2 separate regions of the Mus musculus genome follow, and region 1 is linked to region 2. Evidence: chromatin loops called from intact Hi-C (ENCODE). Cell type or tissue: heart. All regions are shown on one strand.

Region 1 (2,500 bases), 78 kb before region 2:
CCAAGTCCTGCAAATGTTTTTTTTTTTTTTTTTTTTTTTTTAATTGTGTAAACCCGCAGTGGTACCTATTTCCTGTTCTGTAGAAACCCGTTTCCAACTCACATAGAAGATTGGCATGCTGTTGTGTTTCAAAGATGAAAACTCAATCACCATGGTGCCTCTCCCTGCATTTTACATCTGGTTAGCACGGCTCTGAGAATCCAAATGTAGAAGTCGGGGTTTTTTCCGTTCCAAGCACAGTATATTTGTCCTGGTTGTTAAATCACTCAGTTGCCTGTAACAGAATCCCAGAAGTCTCAACAGGGAGTCTCAATGGCAAAGGGCTACTCCCTGGCAGAGCATTCAGCAAAGCTGAGGACCTCTCCCCACCCCTTCTTAGCATGTGGTCACCGACCCTCTGCCTCCCTGACATTGACCTTGTTGCTCCCTGCAACTCTCCTTTGCAAAGGATTCCGCTTCGCCAGGTTCACATTTACAAAACTTTCTGGCACAGACATGCAAAAGGATAATGACATGCATCAGGAGATAAATTGATTGGCCCAGCTCGGAGCAGCCAGCCCTGGACTGGAAGCTTTGGGGAGGAGATAATTCCCACTGGGTGAGTCCACTGATGTGTCCTCAGTCGGGGTCTTTGATGCACATCTACCCTGGTAATGAAGCTTCAAGGATGGTGTCTGAATGATCTGAACTGCCAGCCAAATTTCTGCAAGTACATTCTGCACTGAGGCGTGTTTGGGGGCGTTGTAGGCGGTCTCACCCTGCAGTCACCAATAACCTTGTTTACACACGCCTCGGTATTTCTGAAGATTGCCAGCTCACCTCAGGAATCAGGAACGGAGGCCCACAAGCAATCCGCCTGTGATCACCGTCTGAACAGTGAAAGCTGTCAACAAGGGCCTGCGCAGAGAAAATAAACACGGTTGCTACTATAGCTTTTATAAACTATTCCATTTGGTCAAAGCCCCACACAGTGACTTCAGAGCCCATTTCCTTTGCCCATGGGAAATCAACTGCTATATGTCAGATCCCTACTCTTGTCCACACCCGCCCCTTTCTATGTTTGTTTGTTTGGGTGCGTAATTAATCCTCATCGAGACAATGTACAAAACATCCCAGAGCAAAAGAAAGATGCATAGCCACACGTAAATAGACGCGAACGTTTCTTTACTACTCCCAGGTGGACAGTGGCCACAGTTTGAGTAGATGAATTCGCTTATCTGGCTTTTTGACTGGAAATGTCATGAGCTTCTTCCCACCCATAAAGATGTTTGAATGGCCATGTGGAATCCTTCCCACTCAGCCCCCCTTCTTGGATGTTTTAGACAGCCCCTACATTTCCTGCTCCGGCCCTTGTAATCGACACCCATCATCACCAGGACCAAGCTCTTGCATAAATCCACGCAGATTGTTTATTACTGTGATCCCGATTGCATCTCTGACCCTGTATCTACTCGGGAATGTTTTGTTTTGTGTTGCTTTGTTTTAATTTTCCAGTGGCCGCACTTTCCTGTTTATACGTCCATTATTGGACTCTAGTTTTATTGTACTGTGGTCAGAGAATTCAGATGGCATGTTCTGGTCTTAGGAATTTATTGAAATTTCTAAGTAGTTCAATATATAGTCAGGTTTTGTAAATGTCCCGGGGAAAGTTAGAAGACCTCTCCTTTGTAGACTGTAAGCGGACTCTTGTCTATAATTTAATTATTCAGAATTCTCCTTACTATTTTTTTTTATCTCTTAAAAGCCAAGGAATTATCCTCACCACTATTTAGTTCTGGCATGTCCTTTTGCATTAATGTCAGCCCAGAGAGTTTGGCAGCTGCTGTTCGTTTTGGACTTTAAAGCCGGGGCAGACCACAACTCCATCCCGCCACCTGGGAGGCATCCTTCCATGGGATAGAAGAAGACACCACTATCTCTCATAACTGTAACTCATCTTCCCAGTAGTTTTTACTCTGTCCTGAATGACCGGAGTGTCATTTGACTAGGTCTCCTGGACTGAGTCTTACCTTTCCCTCTATTTATTCTTTTTGTATACCTTTGACCATGGGTGTGTGTGCACATGTGAGTGCATGTGCCCTCTGAGTCCAGAAGAGGGCGTCGGTGTCCCTAGCGCTGAAGACACAGGCAATCATGAACTACTTGACTTGGAACTGAACTCTGGTCCTCTGCAAGAGCAGCTCCCACTCTCAGTGGCTGAAGCCTCTCTGCAGCCTGGCATTTACTTTCCCTAACTGCAGGTTAGATTCTGCAGCACTGCATTTCTCTCTGTTTGGTTTATTACAAGTCTGTTGTTTTTGTTGCTGTTCTCCCATAGCCTCATAGGTTACTCTTTGCTGTGTAGAGTCTAGAAAGCAAATAACCAAATACTGTTCCTATGTCCTTCCTGGTCCCACAGTTGCCATACACCAGTGTGCATGATGTTGGCTGTAATACCAACTCATCCTCTGCTGTGATATCCACTCTGGGGAAGTGTAATGGTCTGGGCCAGGAATCAGAT
Region 2 (2,500 bases):
TTGCCCGACACCTGGTCCCACTTGCTTCTTTCTTTAGGCTGTTTGCTTCCATTGTAACAGCAGAGAGGTGCCCCAGTGCCTGGGGAGTTTGAAAACAGTCATTACTACTTGTCTATCAATTTTATCTAAGCACATAGATTTCAATTACCAGACTTTATGTTTGTTTATTGTTTATTTTATTCTGAGACATAATGTGTAGGCAACATAACCCAAGCTGGTCTCAAACTCATAGCAATCTTCCTGCCTCAGCCTCTGGAGTTCTGGAATCACAGGCATGCACCCAGCCTAACAGGCGACAAGAAACATTTTAATACCTGATTGTCCTTAAGAATCCCTGGTTGCTTAGCTGAAAAGTACAAATGCCTTTGGGGGCCCAAATTCCATTCTGTTTGCTACAAGATCTCAGAAAAGTAAAAGTTCTAAAGTTGTTGGGGCCCTTTCCCCCTCCTCCGTGACTCTAAAAGTTTATAAAGGAGTGGCCCTTCAGACTCAGCTCTGAGTAACTGCAACCAACTTCCCTGTGTAGATTTGAAAATTAGAGCACTCTGCCTCAAATCCTCACACAAAAAGCCACTGTTCTGACTAACCAGGGTGTTTCATGGTCTTTCTTTCTTCTTCTTCTTCCATTTTTTTTATCCCATTTAGAAAGCCTACCCTTGGCCAGCTCTGGGTCTGATTAGAAATCATAATACTTTCTTAGCTCCCTAAGGGTTTGCTAATAATACTGGATAAACTCCCCTCCAAAGCCCTGACTCAGTTAAGCACAAGCATGCAGCCGTGTAGCTTTCTGGAACTTTAAAATATATGTGTGTGATTGCACTGTGCATGCCCCTTTAAAAACAAACTGGAGGAACCCAACAGGCAGCTAGCAAGCAGTCGGACTTCCCCAGCTTTTACACCTCTGCTCCCAGACAGATCCTTCCAGCCCCTGCTGCCTCCTGGAGGCAGCAGCTGAGCTCAGCAGAGAGCAGCACAAAGTGTTCACCGCTCAGACTGGGGGAAATTAGAGCAAAATGTTTCCAAGCTGGAGCCTGTGCACAGCTCCCGATCGAAACAGGGTTTTCATTTCATTTGGGGCAGGCTTCTATTCAGATGGGAGAAAGACGGGGACTTGGGGGCTTTATCCATTTACAATCTGCAACGAGCCAGGCACAAAAAAACAGAACCACCCCCATCCCTCCTTTCTGGTCCTATCCATTGAGCTCCACATTCTCCTGAACTAAATAAAGACCACAAAGCCAGCATCTGCTCCTTCAAAGAAAAACAAAGTTTCCATACTGGCCACAGCACAGACTGGGGTCTCAGGGATGCCACTAACCCAAGACACCTTTAAAAAGATGCTTGATCCTACCTCACATCGAAACAATTAATTAATCTGTTTGTGAGCAAATGAATGGAGAGACAGAGAGAGAAAGGGGAAGAGACAGCCAGTCTGCCTTTCACAGTGCCTCATTTTCCTAGTAGCTAGCAGCCAGGAGTCTTGGCTGACCAGGATCCCCTGACCTCAGAGTCTCCCTCACTCCCAGCCACCCAGTGAACCTTTATGCACCCTAACAAAAGTCAGCAACACTCACAGTTCACTTGGAGAGTAGATTTAAATTCAAATACTAGATTTCTTAGTGTCTGCTTTTTTTTTTTTTTGTCCCAATTGAAGTTGGACAACACTTTCTAGGAGAACAATAAATACTCAAAATTAGATTAGCAGGGGTGCCATGAAGAGATAAGATGAAGAGGAGCTAACATTCAATTTACAACTTCCAGAATTCAGGAGCTGTGAATTAATCCATCCCCACCCCCCAGAGCACGGAGTTTAAACTCATCCTAGACTCAGAATGCTCAGCCCAGTTGTCTGGTCCGCTGAAGGATGCCTCTGGGCATATCACATGCCTTTCTGGAAGTGCGCTTGTGGTTTTTACAGCCAATCTGATAACCAGAAGTAGGAGTGGGCAAACAGTGATGCCAAGCTCACCCCTAAGCTGGCTTTGGGCAACCTCAATGGGGCATCCCACATTCTCTGCAAAGTTTCCCTGCTTCCTGGAACTTAAGTACTCACAGAAACAAATCAGAGTCCAGTAGCAAACAAACATACACAGAGGTTTCCCTCCACAAATGACTGAACTCAGATCCCCCAAATCAGGAGCAGTAGCTTGCAATGCAGGCATGCAGCGTGCTTTGAGCTTTCCAATCCGGACCTGCAGGCTCTAAAGCCCCCAGCTCAGGGATCCAAGAGTTCTCAGAAAAAGCCCAGTTCTCGTAAGAACAGGAGTCCTGCCCCTTGCCGTAGTTGCTCGGCAAAGCTGTCGCAGAAGCAAGGCTTTCTTACTTACCTCAGGGCTTCCTGGGCTGTGGTTTGCCTTCCTGACGGTGAGCGCTGCAGGCTCCTTCAGTGCTGAGCAGTTTGTAGCAACTGAGATCTCTCAGGGCTCCGGACTTGCCTTTTATATACACTGCGGGAAAGTGCCTCTAGGTGGCAGTTTTGCAACCCTCGGCTCTCCTCCCG

The links. A loop is a pair of places that touch in the nucleus more often than their neighbours do. Peaks named below come from ENCODE experiments on the same cell type or tissue, not always from the same donor. Only the 100,000 strongest peaks of a DNase experiment are listed, where the experiment ranks them.
Region 1: a loop joins it to region 2, with 2.1 times the contacts of the local background. A loop is called at or near these places in 5 of 42 quality-filtered maps.

What each region holds. Positions count from the first base shown.
Region 1 is chr1:90,281,458-90,283,957 of GRCm38, reverse strand. 2700003A03Rik (a long non-coding RNA gene) reads right to left here. Exons shown (of 4, transcript XR_003947931.1): 3 at 103-897. Among named protein-coding and RNA genes, the nearest start is that of 2700003A03Rik, 9.8 kb to the right of the region's middle. In heart, no CTCF peak of the experiment used is centred here; no DNase peak of the experiment used is centred here; H3K27ac peaks cover 525 bases.
Region 2 is chr1:90,203,915-90,206,414 of GRCm38, reverse strand. Ackr3 (atypical chemokine receptor 3) reads right to left here and starts at 2,435. Exons shown (of 2, transcript NM_007722.4): 1 at 2,328-2,435. In heart, CTCF peaks have their summits at 949 (motif pointing left) and 2,443 (motif pointing right); DNase peaks (open chromatin) are centred at 924, 1,914 and 2,454; H3K4me3 peaks cover 2,500 bases; H3K27ac peaks cover 2,500 bases.